Linked DNA regions of Homo sapiens: region 2 is linked to region 1. The links are chromatin loops, found by intact Hi-C in ENCODE. Cell type or tissue: PC-3. All regions are shown on one strand.

Region 1 (5,000 bases):
AACCACTGCTCTCTTCAGAGCTGTCAGACAGGGACGTTTAAGTCTGCAGAAGTTTCTGCTGCCTTTTGTTCAGCTATGCCCTGACCCTGGAGGTGGAGTCTACAGAGGCAGACAGGCCTCGTTGAGCTGCAGTGGGCTCCACCCAGTTCGAGCTTCCTAGACACTTTGTTTACCTACTGAAGCCTCAGGAATGGCGGACGCCCCTCCTCCAGCCAGGCTGCTGCCTCGCAGTTTAATCTCGGACTGCTGCGCTAGCAGTGAGCAAGGCTCTGTGGGTGTGGGACCTGCCAAGCCAGGTGCGGGGTATAATCTCTTGGTGTGCCATTTGCTAAGACTGTTGGAAAAGCGCAGTATTAGGGCGGGAGTGTCCCGATTTTCCAGGTACCATCTGTCATGGCTTCCCTTGGCTAGGAAAGGGAAATCCCCCGACTGCTTGCACTTCCTGGGTGAGGCGATGCCCCACCCTGCTTCGGTTCACCCTCCGTAGGCTGCACCCACTGTCCAGCCAGTCCCAAGGAGATGACAGGTAGCTCAGTTGGAAATGCAGAAATCTACCTGTCTTCTGCGTCGATCACGCTGGGAGCTGCAGACCGGAGCTGTTCCTATTCAGCCATCTTGGAATGGACCCCCCAATTCTTTTTATATTATCTCCATATGTGGCCATCTAATTCCTGCCACAACACCTCCACTATTGGACAACTCATTACTTTTTCAGACTGATCATTTTATTTTTAGAAGACTTGAAATTATTGCAACTATTTTTTCAACATGTTGAGTCAAAAATCTTCCTCCCTATAACTTTTATCCATTGGTCTTAATTTTGCCCTCTCAGGTAATAAAAAATAAGATAGCATCTGAGAGCACTTCAAGTATTTGATTATAGTTATCATTTTTCTTTTTTGGGTTTCTATATTCCTAATGCCTTATTGATTTCTTCTGAATACTATTTTGTTTTTCAATATTCTTCTGAAATAGGACCTCAAAAACAACACAATACTGTATTTTAAATATGATTTGGCCACTAGTGCTCTTAATCCGCACCCCTTACCTCACCCTCTGCTTGATAATACTTGGTATTACCTACTTGTTCAAAGGTCAGTTAAGATTAGTTGCCTAAAGGTAGGAGCTAGAATTGTAGACTGGAAGAAATTTCAAGTGTCTTATAATATATAGAACCAGTATTTTGTTTTCATTAGGACTGATATTTATCTTTAGGGATTCAGTTTCTGTGATGTCCCTTGAAAGCGGCATTTTGGTGAGGAATTGAAGAACAACTGATCATTGTTTTAGTCTTACCATATAATAACTTTTTATTGATCTGTCCCTATTCAGTTTGCTACTGTTTTCTAGCATGGTTTATTCCAGCTTTTTGTTTCTCACTGAATCTTTTACTATCTTATTTCTATTTTTATTCTCTCTTTACAGTGCTAGTTTTCCAGCTTTTTAAAACCATGGAAATAATTACTTTTTGTAGTAAAGCTTTAAGTAATGTGAAATAGCCTGCTAAATTCTTGTAATCTACCATTGAAAAAACTAGTATTTCAGTCAGACACTTTTGCCTGCAAGAACTCAGGCTAACCCAAACAAGGGGAAAGTTTATTTGAAGAATACACATGGGTTAATAAGGGAAGAATCAGAATCTCACACAAATCCAAACTCCTTTGAGGAATGCAACTGGAGAGTTTTTCTGGATGTGAGTTTTTCTGGATGTGAGCTCCAGTGACCCCAAGAGCATGAGATATTTGATCTTCACACTAATATTTAATCAGTAGCTTGATTGATTCAGTTCTTCTCATAGGGTGACCAACCTTCCCTATTGGTCTAAGATCGAGGGGTTTCCAGGACATGGGACTTTTCAGTGCTAAAACTGAGACAGTTCTAGGTAAACTAGTATAGTTGGTCACCTTGTTTCTACATGTATGCTTCCCTCTTATTTTCTCATTTCTCTACCATTAACTGGTATTGTCATCTCCTCATCACAGCTTCATAACTTTGGTATACTTGAGGACCCGTTAGCCTCTTTTTTCCAGTTTAGGACCTTTTATGTTCAAGTCCTCTCTCTAACTTTTCTCTGGATATTTCCTAGTTTATTATCTGAGGTAAGGAATATTTATTGGCCCAGCTTGCCTTTTTGCATTAGGTCTACATTACTGGCCATCTTATAGATTGATAGCAATTGTGACAAAAGAAAGATAATGCAACTCGCTGCATTGCACTGGGATTCATGGGCTATAAAAAGTGGCTCATGTGAGTTCAACTTTTAATGTATGGTATTTTCTGGCCACTGAAAAGTCTAACACATTTAAAAATCAGTATGATATCATTTGCAAATAAACTACATTATACTTGAATAGAATTCAACTTTGATTAGATTTTTATGGCCTTAACAATACACTTTACATTGGTATTAGTCCTCCATGATAATAAAGTAGGTAAAATTCTATAAATATTAGATCTCATCTATACTCTTTTCCCATGACCTACATAGTATTACTAATTGTTTTGTTTATACAGTTACATGTAAATTCTATCTTATTCTTGATTGGCTAAAAAATTACACAAACAAGTTAAAAAGAACTGAAGAAAATATGAACAGTGTCCTAGTTAGATATCTATATTTCTCAAATTTTATCCTTCATATTTGCTTGATGCTTTAAATTTTACTATCTAATCATAGTTTGCTTTAGATTTTAAGATTTAAATCTCAAAATTTATATATTACAATTTTCGTTTTGTTACAAAGAAGTGCTTTTGCTAATTGTTAAAGTTATGTTTCTGTGTGCAAAATAGACATTTTTTTTGGTGTGCAGAAGACATTGCATCAAGGCCTATTTTTATTTGACATATTACTACACAACCCTTGCTCCAGTCAGCTAAGGCTAGGGAGGAAGTTGCCTAAGGCCGCCCCTTTAATAGGGCTTGTAGGCCTGGCAGTATTCCTTAGAAGGCACTGTGATTGGTTGTCTGGTATACCTGGGATATAGTCTCTAGGGGTCAGTGCAAGCAAAGTTTTGTTGGCAATGGTTTGTTAGTTAGGAAAACTAACAAACAGAAAGGAATAGCATCGACATCAACAAAAAGGACATCCACACCAAAACCCCATCTGTAGGTCACCATCATCAAAGACCAAAGGTAGATAAAACCACAAAGATGTGGAGAAACCAGAGCAGAAAAGCTGAAAATTCTAAAAACCAGGGCATCTCTTCTCCAAAGGGTCACAGCTCCTCGCCAGCAACAGAACAAAGCTGGATGGAGAATGACTTTGATGAGTTGACAGAAGTAGGCTTCAGAAGGTCGGTAATAACAAACTGCTCCAAGCTAAAATTTAGGCCCATGTTCTGTAGGATATTCCTGAGGTCTGATATATGTACATATGTATTTATATATGCAATATGAGAACCAAAAATGCATTTATATGTTTATGTTGTTCATGAGAGGAAGCTTTTTGAGGGATATTGTCTGGGATTTTTTTTCTCATTTTTTACACTGAGTTTTATTGAAAGTATATATGTACATAGTTTGAACAAGTAAAGTAAATAGTTGCATGCATTGTTATTAAAAAAGATAAGTACTTTGCACATTTCCTCATCTTCCTCAGAAGCAACTATTTGCATTCTTTTAGTTTTGTCTTTTGGTGTTAATATTCATATTTCTGAGCAACATGCTAGTAATACTCCTTCTTAATTAAAAAAAATTTAGGCATTTTTTATTGATTTACCACTAGGAAGGATGAGGATTTATTCCTCTTTCTCTCCCCTGCCACCACTACACATGCACTCTTTCCACTCCCGTCCTCTCTTTATAGTTATATTGTAATTTTGCTTAGATCTATATTAAACATTTATGTTGTTATGACTATATAAACATTAGTCACAGCTGATCTATGAGTAAACTATGATTATGTTTCCGTCTATGTATGGCTTTTTGTTTTATCTGGAGTTATATTGATTTTTCATTTGCTAGGTTTTCTATTTATCTAATTATTTATCTAATTATGAGTAATTCATCTTCATCAGGGAATCTAAGCCTTAGAGATTTAATCGTAGTCTGTTAATAACAGTTAACTACAAAAGAATCAATAGTGTGCCTAAGGTTCTAGATAGAAAAGACTTTTGGTCAAATTTTATGTTTTGAGTATTTACACACATACAACACATGCACATATGCATATGTACATTTAAACATATATGTAAGTATACATACAAATGTATATATATACCACAGACATTCACACAATTACATATATATGTAATGACCAACATCATCTTGCAGAGAAATGTGCTTATCTACTTGTTTATTTGAATTATTGCATAATTTAATTTATAATATCCCCCTGGGTTCTATGTTTTTGTTAAATTGCTTGTTAACATTAACTTTAGTCTTTGTATTAGTTTCTGGTGGCTGCTGTAACACATTACCTCAAAGTTAATAACTTAAAAAATTACAGAAATTTATTATCTCTCAGTTCTGGAGGCCAGAAGTCCAGAATCCACTTCACTAAACCAAAACGAAGGTGTCCTCAGGGCTGTGCTCCATCCTCAGGTTCTAGGGGAAAGTTTGTTTCTTGACATTTCCAGCTTTTGGTGTCTGCTGGCATTCCTTTTCTTGTGGCTGCATCACATCAATTTCTGCATGCCATTTTCACATCACCTCCTTTTCTGTATGTTGAATCTTCCTCTACCTCTCTCGTAAGGACACTTTTGATGGCATTTAGGACCCGTATGGATAATCCAGGATTATCTTCTCAATGTCCTTAAGATCTCAAGATCCTTAACTTAATCACATTTGCAAAGGCCCTTTTTTCTTATAAAGTAATATTTACAGGTTCTAGGGATTAACACCTGGTATCTTTGGGTGGCCATTATTCACCCAATGACAGTCCTCAAAGCATGTCATTGAAAAAGCCTTTCCAAGATTGAGGCTTGGTGAAGGGTTATGGTAACTACAGAGAAACAGAAGAAAAATAATGTATATTCTAGCTTTTGGAGCAGTTGAAATAT
Region 2 (5,000 bases), 170 kb after region 1:
TCTTTTGGCCGGTGGCCACTGCTTCTGGATTTCTTCATTCTCCTTCAGAGGGTCCCGTGAAGACCAAGGCATCGGCTGGTTTACCCTCACTGCTGCGTCCCTCCTTTCGCCCTCCTTCCCCACCACAGCTACCATCTCCCTTCCTCTGTCCGGGACAGGATGTAGGGTTTCCATTCCCTTGAACACACAGGTCACTGGGGCGGAGGGGAAGTCACCAAATTTAATTTAACAAAATCTTCACAACCCAACAGTTTCAGTGTAGTGTGTTCCTAAGGCGACAGAGGAACAGATAGAAGGGAGAAACGAGCGTGGGGAGAACCATTGTTATTTGGGAAAGAATTCAACCAGTTTTCACTCCCTTCCCCCTCCCCCCCTGCTTTGGGCAGAATTCAGCTAGTTATTTTCCAATCCGGTTGTGTGTATAGACACACCACAGCTTCTTTGATCCCTGCCTTTCCTCCTAATAGACAAACTGCTGCCAAAGCTTCCAGCTTCTTTCTCCATGGTGACCAAGCCCCTCATTTCCATTTAATCTCAGCCTCCACCTCCCCTGTACCCCACCCCCTCCTTCATGTGGAGCTGGTTATTTCCTTTCTCTTCTCTCATTTCTCTCCCCTTCCCCCAGCAGTTCACAATCCTCTTCAAAGTTTCAGGAGTAAATATCAATGTGTGATGGTTCCTTCCTTTCTCCCCGACCTGCCTCTTTCTACTCTCTACCCCTTTTCTCTGGTGGCTCCCAAATCTTTGCTCTTCTTGGCTCTTCAAACACATTCCTCTTAGTTCCCCCTCAAACTCCCTTTCCTGCTCCAGTCTCTGGCCTAAGAGATGTGAAGATGCAGAGGAGGGAGGCAGGAGGGACGGGCCTCCCACTTCCCTACTTCCTTTCAGCAGACCCCTGAAGAAAAGAGGCGGAAGGAACTAGGAATGGGATGAGTTGGGTTCTTGCCAAGGGGCCCTCCCTCCCCTCCCTCCTCTGTCTCCGAGCTCTGCCTGCACTCGGGTTCACGCGGGAGAAGATGAATCTGCAGCACCAGCCCCTGCCAGTCTCCCACAGCCAGGGTGGCCAAGCCCTCAGGGCTCTGCAGGACAATCCTCGGCGTCTGCTGCTGCTGCTGCTGCTGCTGGAACCTTCTCAGGGTGTCCTCTGCTGGCAGGCAGGCTTCGCACACAGGTGAACAGAACTCACCACCAGTGAGAAAGCTGGCCGTCTCACACCTTGGCTAGTTTGTGAAACCCAACTCATTCCACCAATGTTGCCTCATGGACTGGCTTTGGAAATTCCATTAATAGCTCCTCTCTGGCCTTGAAGCCTTGCTACCCTAATCCATCAATGACCATTTCACAACCGGGGAATGACATCTGTCCATGTACTCACTTTTTATGGTCCGGTCCTTTACAGCCTACACACATTCTTCCTGAAGATCTCTTACTGGGTCCTCATGATAATGAAATTCCAGCTGTGCAGAGGGAAACTGAAGCTTGCAGAAATTAAATATATTCACCAAATATCTGAACAAAGAAGTAATCGGTGGAGCCAGGGCAAGAACCCAACTCATCCCATTCCTAGTTCCTTCTGCCTCCTTTCTTCAGGGATCTGCTGGAAGGAAGTAGGGAAGTGGGAGGCCGCACACTCTGGCACAAGGCAAAGGGGTTAACAGGAGTGTGTTGACTTTTGTCCTTCTGCCAAGTCCCCTCACATCCAATTTACATTGTTATACAATGCTGATCTGTACCATTCTTGTTAATGTTTCTTTATAGATGTTTTAGTTATGTCTGTCCCATATGTGCGTCTGACTTTTTTCGTAGAATCTGAGCTAGCTCCTTGCTGCACTACTACCCCGGGAATCAGAACAGGTTTCCGCATGCAGCTCTTTGGTGAGAGTGACTTAGGGCCCCTCGAGGGACATGAGAAAACGATTTCGATACCGTGAACACTGGGGCAGGTAGAAACCCAACTTATCCCAGCTTTTCCATCTTCCTGCCAGGCCCCGGCCGGGCTTCCCAGCCTCCTCGTTAGCCTCTGTGAAAAATTAAAGCCCCAATAATCAAATCAACCCTTGTAAATGCTCTAAAAGCCGCTCCAGAGCACCAAGGAGCCAGCAAACCCCAGACCCAAATCCATGTCAAATTTCATAGATATAATTTAAGCAGGGATCAAAACCCACACTAACCTAGTAACTAAGGCTGCTCAAAATGCACTTTATAGTCCATCTGCCTCTCTGCTTCAGGGAGTCTGTATTAAATTTATTGCAAAGTAAAACAAATAAACCCAGGCAAAGGCAAGATGGAAATCTGCATACTGTCAGAGAATTAGCAGCCCTCTCGGGTTAGGAAGGCTGCCTCTCAATTTGCATCTCTAAGGAGTTGTGACTGGGCTGGGGGGCTGGGATGGTCGGGGCAGGACGGAGACTCGGAGCAGGCCTGCCCCCTGCTGGCTGACTGTAGAACTACAACCCTCTGGCCGCGGTGGTGGGCTCTGCAGGGCTCGCCCCGCCAGCTTTTGAAAGACAATCTGCAGCTGAAATAAATGTTGAAAAGGTGTGGAATTGGAAGAGCACGTAGTAGAAAGAGGGGAGGGAAGGGCTCTGTGGGGAAGAGATCCTCATTTCTGAACATAAAGCTTGAGGAAGGCGGGAACTTGAAGTGGGTGGATATAGAGTTTCAGAGCTGTCTTTTCTGTTGTAGGAACAGGAGACTGCGGTGCATTTCTTGACTCCTCTTCCCCTTCTTTTCCTTCTCCCTTTCCCTTGCTCTCCATAATCACAAAACGCAGAAGACTGGAGTGCAGGCGGCAGGGGTCCTTGCATGGCACTGTTGGCTTTGCTGTGTGACCCTTGGAGAGAGCTGTGCCTGAGACCAGGGTGAGGCCTTGCTTGCAGGGTGGTGCTGGCGGGTTGGCGCCTGTGTGGCTGGAGACGGGGTGCTTCCTGAAATTCCGCTTCACCCCAGGCCTGGCACTGCTCAGTCGGCTCACCTGTGGATAGAGAGGGCCTCTGAGGCTCCTTTCAGAGTGAATATCTGAATTTGATGACTCTGGTTGAAGAGCTCAGGCATCAGTCACAGACTTTCCAGGGAAGCTCCCAGGATCCCCGATACTCTCCTAGGATATTCCCATCATAACCTTCAGCACTGGCTCCAGTGGTACCCTCTCTAGATTGAGGCTCCCCCTGACTTCTTTAGTCAGAGATGGGCTGTCTTCCTTGTACTCCTTTTATAGGTAGGTAGATGGTAGGTAGATAGGTAGACAGATAGATGTAGATATATTGATATACTTATAATCACGTTGTAATAATTTATTTATCAACCCCATCCCCTAGAATGCAAAGTCCTTGAGCTCCATGGACAAGGGGAAGGAGTAAGGCCTGGTGAGTGTCATGGCCAGTCTCAGTGTCTACCCGCTCCCCAATTCCTGCTTTTCCCAGCCAGCACCTGAAACACAGTATGTGTCAAATGAACGAAAGAATGAATGAATAAAGAATAAAGTGGCAGGCCGGGCGCGGTGGCTCACGCCTGTAATCCCAGCACGTTGGGAGGCCGAGGCGGGTGGATCACGAGGTCAGGAGCTCGAGAACATCCTGGCTAACATGGTGAAACCTCGTCTCTACTAAAAACATAAAAATTAGCTGGGCGTGGTGGCACGCACCTGTAGTCCCAGCTACTCAGGAGGCTGAGGCAGGAGAATTGCTTGAACCTGGGAGGCTGAGGTTGCAGTAAGCCGAGATTGCACCACTGCACTCCAGCCTGGGTGACAGAGCGAGACTCCATCTCAAAATAAATAAATAAATAAATAAAATAAAGTGGCAGAAGATGATGAAGGTTTGGCTGCACAGTTGACCTAGAAACCTGGCTTTGCCCTTGGCTTCCTATTGTATCCCTTATTCTTTGATTACCCTCATGATAGTCCTAGCTTGTCTACCTCCTGAGTGGTCCTCAAACTCATCTGCTTCTCCTCCTTTCCCTCAAGAGGCAGCCCCGCTAAGTGTGAACAGCAGAGAACATGGGATCAGGAAGACCTCAGTTCTAGTCCTGGCACCCATGCTTCACCTAGCCAGGAGAACCTAGCCAAGCCTCAGTTTCCATCTTTTTTTTTTTTTTTTTGGACAGCACAGCGTAGTGGTTAAGAGCATAGACACCCAAGCTAGACTGCCCGGGTTTTTTTTTTTTTTTTTTTTTTTGAGACAGGGCCTCCCTCTGTCACCTAGGCTGGAGTGCTGTGGTGAAATCTTGGCTCACTGTAACCTCCACCTTCTAGGTTCAAGCGATTCTCCTGCCTCAGCCTCCCAAGTAGCTGAGACTACAGGCACCCACCACCACGCCTGGCTAATTTTTTGTATTTTGGTAGAGATGAGGTTTCACCACGTTGCCCAGGATGGTCTCGAACTTCTGAGATCAGGCAGTCTCGGCCTCCCAAAGTGCTGGGATCACAGGCGTGCACCACTGCCCCCAGCCAACTGCCTGGGTTTTAATCCTGCCTCCTCCATTTGTTAGCCAAGCGGCCCTGGACAAGTGACTATTTAATCTCTCTGTGCTTCAGTTTCCTCATCCATAAACTAGAATTAATAGAATCTACTTCATAGTGTTGTCGTGAGGATTAAAAGAGCTAATACACATAAAGCCCCTAAAACAACACCTGGGACATGGTTAGTATTAACTAACGCAATAAACACTAGCAATTATTAATGAAAAGCAAAGGAATTTTATAGAACTGAAGGCAAGCACCAGAAGAGGCAGTCCCAGAAGAGGCTTTGAAAGGTAAGGAGGGAGCTTATGGATGAACAAGCGAAGCATTTCCACAAGGAACACACGCAGTGATGCTGAGGAATGATGCAGCCAATCAGGTGGCAGGGAAAAGCTCACGACTTCTTGGAACCTGCAGAGCCCAAGTTGGCATTTTTTCCAGCAGAATCAGAAGCATCAATGGGGTGAGTCCGAAGTGTCGAAAAGTGGAGCAGCTTGTTCTCTGGGATCTTCAGCGTGTTTGCTTATGAAATGTCAGCCAC

Evidence for each region. Hi-C counts contacts between places; a loop is a spot of excess contacts. Peaks named below come from ENCODE experiments on the same cell type or tissue, not always from the same donor. Only the 100,000 strongest peaks of a DNase experiment are listed, where the experiment ranks them.
Region 2: a loop joins it to region 1, with 7 times the contacts of the local background. A loop is called at or near these places in 73 of 110 quality-filtered maps.

Annotation. Positions count from the first base shown.
Region 1 is chr11:124,968,169-124,973,168 of GRCh38, forward strand. All of the region lies in intron 4 of CCDC15 (coiled-coil domain containing 15), which reads left to right. Among named protein-coding and RNA genes, the nearest start is that of CCDC15, 16 kb to the left of the region's middle. In PC-3, CTCF peaks have their summits at 2,974 (motif pointing right) and 3,186; a DNase peak (open chromatin) is centred at 2,933; H3K27ac peaks cover 1,878 bases.
Region 2 is chr11:125,139,486-125,144,485 of GRCh38, forward strand. No RefSeq gene overlaps it. Among named protein-coding and RNA genes, the nearest start is that of PKNOX2-DT, 23 kb to the right of the region's middle. RefSeq lists an enhancer at 2,306-2,862. In PC-3, CTCF peaks have their summits at 2,430 (motif pointing left) and 2,630; no DNase peak of the experiment used is centred here; H3K27me3 peaks cover 633 bases.